2 separate regions of the Homo sapiens genome follow, and region 1 is linked to region 2. The links are chromatin loops, found by intact Hi-C in ENCODE. Cell type or tissue: gastrocnemius medialis. All regions are shown on one strand. Each heading gives the region's core, and the rest is flanking DNA. Links, peaks and the distances in the headings are about the cores only. Region 1 holds the start of LOC148696 (a long non-coding RNA gene). Region 2 overlaps PFKFB2 (6-phosphofructo-2-kinase/fructose-2,6-biphosphatase 2).

Region 1 (5,373 bases), core at 201-5,200, 760 kb before region 2:
AAGGCGTCTGGGTAGGGGTTCAACACCTGGGCCCGGCTTTGCCAGAGCGTGGGTTTCCCATGTCCTCATCAGCCTGGTGCTTGGAGTAGTTCGGAAAAGCTGAGTGTCTGAATGAGAGTGGAGGCAGAGGCTCGGCAGCTCATCTCAGACGTGTCAGACCCGTGGTTTGTGTTCCCCAAATAGGCTCTGTCTCCAGCAGCCTCCCTGTGGGGACAGGGAAGTGAGGTCCATGGCAGCTTTGAGGATCTGTTCGGATGGTCCTGCCTGCTTACTGTTTTTCTTCTCTTTCTCCTCCATGCCCCCTGCCAGTGCCATGGTTCCAGCTGTAGTCCTCTTGTGAGGCTCCCCGCTGCCCGTTCCCCCTCTCTCCAGGCCCTTCTGCGTGCAGCGGCCATCTTGTCTTTCTTGCTCAGAAACTTAAAATGGTTTCTCATAATTCCCAGAGTAAAATTCCTTCCCTTTAGCGTGATGCTCAATGCTGGCCGTAACTGGCCTTAGGTTTCCTGTACAGTCTTACCTCTCTCAGTTTCTTTTGGTGGACCATAGGTTCCAACAAAACCAGGCAACTTCCTTTTCCTATCTGTTTTCACCAGTGATGTTTTCCATGCCTCTTCTCCTCTGCATCCACCTGTGGCAGTCTCACTTTCTCCGTGGACCTCTCCTGATTTCCTTGGCAAGAAGCAGTTCTCATAACCACCCCTGCCCTTTCAGCCAAACTTCCATACAGTCTGTCCCTTTTTATGGTACTTTTGTTGTGTTATGATTATTTGTGTATAAGTCTTATGTCACCTATCAGATTGGGAGCTCCAGGAGGGAGGCTAGAGAAAGGAGAAGGAAAACAAATACCTATTTGGTGCCTTCTGTTTGACAGATACCATGTTATACACTTTCCCTGCAGTTACTTCATTTACTCCTTTCCACAGCCCTGTGGGGAGCATCCCATGTCTAGTAAGTGGCCTGGTCATGACTAGAGCCCTGGTCTTCCAAAGCCTTTACATTTTTCCTCTCTGAATTACTGGTGTTTACAAGATGGCTGTTATGAAGTAGATCCCCAAAATTTGTCTATTTAAGGAATTTTGTAAGTCCCTAATGCTCTGAGGGAGTTTGGGTGGTCAATCTTGTGTCCATGGTCTGGGTCCCTCAGCTGTTCCTTGACACTGTCATTAACTTTCTCCTCTTCCTTTGTGGTCAGGTTCACTCAAGATGATGGCTTTTTTCTTGTAGCTGAAATTGATGGATTAACTGACTCAGTTATCCTGGTTGCCTTCCTCGTACAAGAGGAGGGAGAGGTGGAGTGGGATACAGCATCTTCAAAGCCAGAATAAGCTCCAGAATTAGAGAGCAGGGAGCAGAGACACTGGACTTGAACAGACCTAGGTTTTCATTGTGATCCTTCTTCTTAGCTGAGTGACTTTAGACAAGTCATATGATTTAAGTTTTCAGTGAGATGGAGCTACTACAACTGTTATACAGAAATGCCTAATATATTGGCAGCAAATAGGTTCCCATCCCTACCCAGTGGTTTATCAGGGACTTAAAATGGGAGCATAGCAGGGGGCTAGAGAAGAAATGGGGGAGACAGGAGCTCCTGTGCCCTAAGTGGTATCACAGCAGGGGCGCAGAGGAGGTAACCTAGGCGTTACGCCCTTCAAGCCTGCAAGGTGTACTGTCCCCCACCTGCCATAAATACCCCTTTACTTCTGCATCAGGAACATGCCATGGCATCTGAGTGGTGGGGGCTGGTGACGGCAGAGGGAGGGTCAGTGAGCTTTCCTGGGAGCCTTTTGATGCCAGGTTAGTTTCCCTTCTTTCTGAATCTCAGCAGTGGCTGCCTGCTTCCCTGACGCTGCTGAGTCCCACGGGAGGGGAGCTGGGCACCCTGAAGCCCCTCGTTACCAATTCGGGGGCCGCGGAGCAGAGTGTGACGACAGCCAGTGAGTCGTCAGTCGACGGCAATGGGGACCCTGGTGACGGCTGCTTTGTTGTTTTTTTTCCTCTTTGGAAGATGACTCAGTGTATCGGGAGCCGGGAGATGGAGCTCTCAGCAGAGTGGCCAGGATGTTCTGTCAACATGAAAGCTACAAAAACAGCTCGGGGCTCTGAGCTGATCCTTAGCCTGGGGTCATTTTCAGGGAGGGCTGGACAGAGAAGGCGGCCACCGCCCGGGCATCAGGATGGGAGCGACACCAGGTAACTCAGCAGGGCTCTGGGAACCCTTGCATTTTAGAGTCTGAAAAGAAAATAACAGCTGTATGTGTTATTAGATGAGCTTGGCAAATAGGGTCACTTTTTGAGTTCTTCCCACTAGTCCCAGATGACAGACATCTTCCCAGGGCCCAGAAAGCCCTTTGGGATTTTTCACCGTGGTTCTCTTTGTGATAGTCTTGCTGGTCATTGCCTTGAATGAAGGGCGATTCGCTTCTTGGGGTAGGGGTGGGCCAGGCCGACCTCAGTGAATGCGGGCGCACCTGTACCTTGGGAGAAGTGGCCGTGGTGGGGCTGTGGCGTCTTGAGAGTCCTCTGCCGGGCGGCGCTTCAAGATGGCGGATCCGCATCACCGTCACTAAGCTAAAGGCTGGCTCTTGGGCAGCCTGCGTCAGCCTCCCCTTTCCATATTGACCCAAATCAGAGCTTCTCTTCTCCCCTTCATCTTCTTCCTTTTCTTCTTAGGTGAAACAGTGGGCCTTGAGTTCTTGACCCTTTTAATTTTGTTTGCGTCATCATGGCGGCTGTGGGTTCTAGGCTTTTCTCCATACCGCAGCTTTGCGCTATAGGCGCGTGATCCCCCCGCCCTGCCCCGCCCCGTCCCGCCCCGTCCCGTCCCGTCCCGCCCCGCCCCGCCCCGCCCCGCCCCGCCCCGCCCCGCCCCGCCCCGCCCCACCCCACCCCACCTTCTTGCGACCGAGAGAGAAGATGCACCTCCACTGCCACTGAATGCGGACAAACCGTCCTCCCCTTTCTCTTCTCTACCCCCTCTGCTGGAGCGTGGGGCAGAGGGACAAACAATTGCTTATGAGGATGAGGGACAACTTGGCCGCAGCCCCCTCCCTCCTTTCACTGGGTACTATTTTTCAGTCTCATGCTTTCCCGCGGATGATGCTAGCAGTGACATTTGTCACTGAGCACCTCCTCTTCTCTCCAAGGACCTCCCAGGGTGACTCATTTGGGATCTCTGGTAGGAGTGGCTCCTGGGCCTTGGGAGCCAGAGCAGGGCAGGGAGATGTGACCGAGGTCACATGAGAGAGTTAAGCAGGGCAGGGGGTGGGAGCCAGCCATCCCCACTCAGAGTGCAAAGGCAGACACAGCCGCTTCATGTCATGTTTTGCACCCGAGTAGAGAGCAGCTTGACCTAAAAAGATTGTATGTATATGGACGTTGGAACCTTTCGTGTCTCATTTTCTTTGTCCCAAGCTGTGTATATGATAAGAGCCTGGATTTCGGGCTTCAGGCAGCTCTGTGGTCTCTCAGGTTCATTTTCTGAAAGAGGTGGTAAACAGACCCTCCTTCATCAGACCCTGCATCTTCTGTTACTGGCCTTTCTCCAGGACATAGGTCCCATGTCATTTTGCCCAACATTGTCTTGCGTCTTTCATTGGATGGCGGGCAACAGCTAAGGGTCATCATCCCAGAGCCACATACTAACCCAGATGGGCCCCTGGTTGGGATCTGCTGGATTCATTGCTTGGTTGGCTCTGTGAGCTGAGCCCACCTATCTTCCTTTCTCTTCTTCCTCATAGAGGACTCAGGAGAGTGCAGCTTGCTCTGTGAGTGGGTGACAACCTCTTGGCGACTCAGGCTCAGCTGAGGATGGTGCCAGTGTGCCGGAGACAGCCGTCATACTGCCGGATAGAGTGGCTCACTTGCATGTATTTGGAACAAAAAAAGGAGATGCCTGGCAGCCCCGCTCTCTGCAGTAAGTATTCATCTGCATTCTTTTACATTCCTTTATTTCTTCGAACATCAGAAATGGGTAGATGTTTATTGAGCCCAGCCACCTGCTATGCCTTCTCCATTCTTCTCCCACACACCCCACCCTTAGTCCTCCAGAAGAGAGGACTAGATTGATTTTCTCATGCTACTGGATAGCTGCAGAGAAGCTAGAATTTGCTGTTCAGCCCCCACACATCCCCCTCACATTTGGGAGAAGTTGATTTTCCCTAAAATGGAGCCAACAGCCTGTGTCCCTCAGTGTGGAGTGTTAATGGGCTGCCTGGAAGGACCCTGTGTGCCCTCACGGCCCCCAGCCGGGAAGTGAGGCTCCCCATTGGCTGGCAGTGGGAGGATGGTCCTTGCCAGCACCTAGCATGGTTCTCTGCCAAGTTCTAGCTCCACATCTCCAGGCTGGTAGGAACCTAGACTATATATAGCATTGTGCTAAGCAATTCTTATCAGACGTGTCTGCCCTCCCCTGTGGGAGTGGAGCACTTCTATCAGAGAACCAGAACCTAGAGAGCATGAGCCATCTCCAAGGGCCTTTTATTCTGGGAAGGGGTGTGTGTGTGTGTGTGTGTGTGTGTGTGTGTGTGTGTGTGTGTGTCTGTCTGTCTGGTTCAGGGCTGCTTACTTTCCTCCTGTATTGCAGATGCTGATAGATTGAAAGGTCGTGCTAGATGAAGGTGCTGATGTGGGATGAGGGCCAGGAAGGGCTAATAGCTCTGCGATGGATATTGAGCTTAGAGGGAGAGAAGCTAGGGGCATGTGACATGGCTGAGGGTACAGTTGAGCCCTGCCTCCGCTTTCTCTTCCTGGTTTCCTGTTTGCCATGCTTTGCCTAAGGATGTCTTTTGACCTCTCTCTTCCTTCTTTCGGACCTCTTGCATTCCCTGCCTTCCTCCACCACTTCCTCCTCCCTTTGATTTTCTTTAGGATATATGAGGGCAAACACAGTGACTGGCATCCTGGGTCTGTGTCTACTCTTCATCCTTACCCATTTGGGGTTTCTGGAGATCTGGCTCCAGTTGGGCAGAGAGGGCTCAGCTGTCCTCTGGAGGAGTTTTGGTGGTGGGTGAGCATGTTGTGTTGGCTGGTTCAGGGCAGGGTGGGTTGGATATTCCCCTCTTTCCTCTCATAGGTGCTGTTGAGCCACCAATTTTTGTGGTTTTGTGACCACAAGTGCTGACTGATGCGACATGACCCCAGTCTTGTCAGTGAATCATCACCAGGCTGCTTACTGGAAACTGGATGCAGCAAGGAAATAGGATTTAACCGCTCTCTGCCTCCCAGGTAAGTCCAGTGTGGGCTGCTCCCTCCAGCCTTCCCCCATCCTCCTTCCTTCCCACGAACACCATTTTCCTTATTCCGCCGGGGAATCCTCAGACGTCTCCATTCAGAATCTCCCAAACGATTGTTCTCTTTTTTGCATTCTTCTCCTTC
Region 2 (5,373 bases), core at 325-5,324:
CGTAGGACTTATAGGACTTGACTGCTTCACGCCGATACACCCCAAGATTAAACACTGTAGAAGACACCCAAATCCTTCAGCAGCAAAATAATATGATGGCCCCACCAAATGGGACTTGTTTCTTGGCCTAATGTCGGAGTGACCAAGGGGATGAAAAAAGCGGCAGCATGGTAGGTTGGGAACAATATCAGATTAAGAGTCAAAAGAGTTGGGTTCAAGCCCTGACTTTCTAGACCTTGGACAAGTCTTAAGCTGTCTGAGGTTTCAATTTCCTCAGCCACTCTGTCTATTTCACAGAGACACTGCTAGGGTTATATAAGATGATGTCCATGTAAGGCTTCTGAAAAGGTACAGCCCTATGCTCATCTAAATCTTAACAGTCCTATCAAAGGCATTCCCTCAAAACTAGGCCAATCCACCCACGCCAGGAGGAGACAAGTCTGGGAATAGAGAATAACTCCAGTAAACCAGAAAGCAACTGCTATTTCTGCCAAAAGCACCCTATAGCATTGATGCCAGGAAGAATAAGTCTCCCAGAGACCTGTGAGGCCCAGGAACTAATAATTGTCTTTCCTAGGGAATGAGCCACACTTACCTTTGGTGGGGACTCCAATCCAGTTGAGGTAGCGTGTTAGTTTCTTGGACACGTAGGTTTTACCCCGGGCTGGCAAACCAATCATAACGATCAGAGTCGGGGAGTTGGTCATGTAGGAGGCCCATGCTAGAAGGAAATGAAACAAAATAAAACGAAATGACTAGAGTCCTAGTAAGGTTTTTTGGTGTTTGTTTTTTTGAGACGGAGTCTCACTCTGTCACCAGGCTGGAGTACAGTGGCGTGATCTCAGCTCATTGCAACCTCCGCCTCCCAGGTTCAAGTGATTCTCCCGCCTCAGCCTTCCGAATACCTGGGACTACAGGCGCCCTCCACCATGCCCAGCTAATTTTTGTATTTTCAGTAGAGATGGGGTTTCACCATGTTGGCCAGGATGGTCTCAATTTCTTGACCTCATGATCCACCCACCTCAGCCTCCCAAAGTGCTGGGATTACAGGCGTGAGGCGCCCAGCCCCGCTGGGGTCTAGTAAGGTTTATACACTGAGCTACGAACTTCATAGTCATAATCTCATTTTATCTTCATAAACCTGTGGAGCAAAGGTTCAGCAAGTCTGGGAAGACAAATAAGGAGATATCAGGCAGGCCTCCTGAAATAGAGTTAAAAGGTTATGCAGGCTTCCAGAAAATGCCCAAACCAAGATACGTCTTTCCCACATGTCTGAGGTCTTCACTGCAGTACCCAAGGTGGAAAGAGGAAAAAAGTAGCAAGGCTAAGAAAGAAAATAACCATGCTGCAGCCAGACATGACAGCTCATGCCTGTAATCCCATCAATTTGGGAGAATGAGGTGGGAGGATCACTTGAGGCCAGGAGTTCAAGATAAGCCTGGGCAACATAGAGAGACCCTTGTCTCTTAAAATATATATATATATATATATATATATATATATATATAAAGATATATATAAATATATATAAAGATATATATAAAGATATATATAAAGATATATAGATATATATAAAGATATATATAAAGATATATAAAGATATATATAAAGATATATATAAAATATATATATTTAAGATATTTATATATATCTTAAATATATAATATTTAAGATATAGATATATATAGATATATAGATATATAGATATATATATTTAACTTAGCCAGATGTGGGAGTGTGCACCTATAGTCCCAGCTACTCAGGAGGATTGCTTGAGCTCAGGAGTTCAAGGTTGCAGTGAGCCATGATCCCGTCACTGCACTCCAGCCTGGGCGACAGAGCAAGACTTCGTCTCAAAAAAAGAAAGAAAGAAAGAAAAGTAACAATGACATCATCCTTAACATAAGAATGCCTAGAAATATAAAAATGACAGAGCTGTGAAGGAAGGTCTAATGCTTGGAGATTCTACCAGTGCAGAACTGAGCTGGCTCCTATAATAGGTCCAACAGAGTTTCTGTCTCCAGGATCCCACTCATCCCTTCAGAACCATGGGCAAGAATTAGCTTGCCCACTGCAAAAAGCCCTGCCTCAAGCTGTTTTGGCCTTTTCACTCAGGTCATGAGCTCCTCTTTAAGCCAGAATTTCTAAACCATAGTGAGATTGAGTTGGCAAAGCTTACTTGATACACATTCTGAATAGACCTCAGGAAGCTTCAGGGTAGAGCCAGCCCACAAAGGGCATCAGGGCCAATCTGCCACCATGGCCCACGTAAAAGCAAGACAATTGAGAAGCATTAACAGTCCTCAGTCTACCCTTCCTTAGTAAATTAACTTACTTCAGGAATGCTCATTTGCAGAGATAAGTCTCACTGGACAGGCAGGGCAAACTACATGTTCAGGGGACAGGTGACTTGTCTAGGGACACATAATGAGTCAAGGGTACAGCTGGCACTAGAACACAGATCTTGTGCTTCCTTGCAGCTTTTCTCCATAAAAAGAGGTTCCTCATCACTTTGCTCACAGGGGCTGGCTCCTCCCGGCCCATCTTGCTGCAGAGGAGAGGTGGGAGAAGGACCTGAACTGCTGCCAGCCACTGTCCCGGGGCCAAAAACCACACTGAGGTCATCTGGGATAGCTCAGGCTCTGCCGGCTCCAATGAGGGAAGGCCCTGCACAGGATGGGGGAAAAAGGAAGAAACACCTTCACCTCCCACTTCCCACCACTGCTTCCCAGAAGGTGCCCTGCAAGTTGCGGCTGCCCCTCTGCCTGGTACTAAGGGACCTTGTAAGATTAAGAAACAGTTCTGTAAAATGGAGGTACTTGGATGGGAAATATGACTTTCATTTTTTGAGAAATAAATGTAGAAAGATCTCAATGGAGAAGTGGGAGGAGGGGCCCAGGTAGAGAACCACCCTCGGAAGGAAAAGTTTCCTAAGGGTGTTTGGCAAGAAGTACTCAGAGTGACCCTAGTGGTGAGGAGGGAGAAATGGAGGCCCAGACCTGGGGTCAGAGGGCTTGGCTTTTAGTCCTTTACCCACTGCACACATGGAAAATTCCTGAGTCTCAGCAGGAGCCCCTCCAAGGTAGGTAAAGGAGCAACATAAGTGATTTTCATCTGTGTTCAAATAGGGAGCTTAAAGGCAAGCAAACTGTACCCTGAAGCCTCAGCTGGCATTAATCCCTGATCACTGGCCCCTAACAAGCAGATAGCCTCTGCATGGGATCAGCTGTCTCAGGTTTAAGTAGTAAAATCCCCTGAGTCTTCACTTTCTCCAGCTCGGCTCAATGCCTGCTCTCAATCCCCCATGATTTGGCTCATTACCTGCACTTCTAGGCCTGCTTTGTCCGCACCTTCCAGCCCATTAGGCACTTCCCCCGAAGGTCCTATTACCCTCCCTAAAGTTTAAAATGAACTGATACTTGGGAGCTGCTCTGAAGGCAACCAGGGAACCAGCTGCTCTTGTTTACCCATGTGGACAGAGAATGCTAAGAACAACAACAACAAAAAACTGCATCCACTGGGACCTCCCAAGAGCCCTCCAGCAACGCACCTCTCGCCTCTGTCCAGAATACACTTAAGCACACCTGCTACAACCAGGGCTTCTCATTTTCTGGAGTACAAAACTAAACCACACTTCCTATCTCAAATTACCACACTGGCAAAAGTAGGAACATTCTGTCCTGCCTGTTAAAAAACAAAACCACCTGCCACTGCCACCTGATTAATTTCAGAGACAATGTAACCCATCTCTTGATAGACAATGGAAAACTGTTTCAATCCTGAAATTCTCTTCCACCTTCTTTAAGCCAGGTTCAACTCCTTTTCTTAAACTTAAACTCATTTTCCTTTCATAAACTTGCTTAGATAAAATGAAGACTTGAGGCTGGGCGCAGTGGCTTATGCCTGTAATCCTCACTTTGGGAGGCCAAGTTGGGTGGATCGCCTGAACCCAGGAGTTTGAGACCAGCCTTGGCAACATGGTGAAACACTATCTCTACTAAAAATATAAAAATTAGCCAGTCTCATAACCCGGTCTCAAAATAAATAAATAAATGTATTTTAAAAAAAAGATTTACAAAAAAAATGAGGACTTGATAACTTCCCTCGTGTAAATGGAAAAACTCAAGCCTGGAGAAATTAAGAGCTTTGCCCATGGTCCCACAATAGACAGTCAAGGTCAGGGTTCTGACCAGTCTCCTGATCTCATGACTGCCCATTCAGTCCCAGCTGCCAGCTCCTGTGCCTCATGTCAGCACTTGACAAAGGTTCCCTCACGGTAAACACAACTTGCTCTCCATTCTAATCCTGAAGGATGGTCTAGGAGAGCAATGGTTCCCAGCCTTTTCAGGACCCAGGACGTCTTCTTTTATTGGCTCTAAAGAGGCCTAATATTTAGAAATATGCTGCCCATAAAGCATGTTTCATTAGTGACATTTTATCTTTATTCATCAGAAGTCAGAACTGCTGATTATCTCCTGCCAGTTGACAGGCATGAAATAACCAAGTTCGTATAACTACGGTCAAACACTAAGAAAGCTGATGTTTCAGTTAACCACTATGGCTATAGTTGATGCTGCCCAATTTCCATCAAATATCTTAAAATATTGAAAACAGCTTACAATATAGAACTTCTTAGGAGAGCAAATTAGTAATACTGATGAACATTTCCAATGTGTCTATCTTTTCTATTATTTCTGTAGGAAAAGTTGCTGTCACAAATGTGCAAAGGTGTACGTGTAAGAATGGTCACTGCAGCACTCTTTGTGATGATGAAAAACTGGAAACAATTTAAATACCTATCCGTGGAAAGCTGGCATATCCATACAATGCAGAATGAGGTAAATCTGCATTTATCAACATTAAAAGGATGTCCACAAGACAGTAACTTATTTAAAAAAATAAAAAAGGAAATGGCAGCTGAACAGAATATGAACAATATGAACCTACCTTTATTAATAGGATATACCAGAATAAGATGTCTAAAAGAATCAAATTTGGAAGAAACAGGAGTCTTTTACTTTTCGCTTTCTAAATCCTTTCTGTAGTTTGAATTTTTTATGAACATACATTGCTTTTGTATTTAGGGAAAGGTACATGGAAGAATTTGTCTGTTCCAGAACTACTCAAAAAAAAAAATTAAAAAGAAAAAAAAAAAGCATGTAGATTTCTCCATTTCTGCTTTTTTTTTTTCCCCCTGAGATGGAGTCTCACTTTGTCACCCAGGCTGTAGTGCAGTGGCGCGATCTCGGCTCACTGCAAGCTCCGCCTCCCGGGTTCAAGCCATTCTCCTGCCTCAGCTTCCCGAGTAGCTGGGACTACAGGCGCCCGCCACCATGCCCGGCTAGTTTTTTTTTTTTTTTTTTTTTTTTTTGT

What was found. Hi-C counts contacts between places; a loop is a spot of excess contacts. Peaks named below come from ENCODE experiments on the same cell type or tissue, not always from the same donor. Only the 100,000 strongest peaks of a DNase experiment are listed, where the experiment ranks them.
Region 1: it touches region 2 in a loop (8-fold over the local background); 2 of 110 quality-filtered maps call a loop at or near these places.

What each region holds. Positions count from the first base shown.
Region 1 is chr1:207,815,779-207,821,151 of GRCh38, reverse strand. It overlaps MIR29B2CHG (MIR29B2 and MIR29C host gene), which reads left to right. Exons shown (of 6, transcript NR_135299.1): 2 at 2,006-2,190; 3 at 3,738-3,913; 4 at 5,072-5,223. It overlaps LOC148696 (a long non-coding RNA gene), which reads right to left and starts at 2,773. Exons shown (of 1, transcript NR_026817.1): 1 at 1-2,773. RefSeq lists a silencer at 1,894-2,188. In gastrocnemius medialis, for the core only: no CTCF peak of the experiment used is centred there; DNase peaks (open chromatin) are centred at 2,011, 3,181, 4,311, 4,646 and 1 weaker place; H3K4me3 peaks cover 4,783 bases; H3K27ac peaks cover 5,000 bases.
Region 2 is chr1:207,057,301-207,062,673 of GRCh38, reverse strand. It overlaps PFKFB2 (6-phosphofructo-2-kinase/fructose-2,6-biphosphatase 2), which reads right to left. Exons shown (of 15, transcript NM_006212.2): 3 at 596-721; 4 at 1-54. Among named protein-coding and RNA genes, the nearest start is that of PFKFB2, 6.7 kb to the right of the region's middle. In gastrocnemius medialis, for the core only: a CTCF peak has its summit at 2,966; DNase peaks (open chromatin) are centred at 2,446, 3,653 and 4,233; H3K27ac peaks cover 4,820 bases.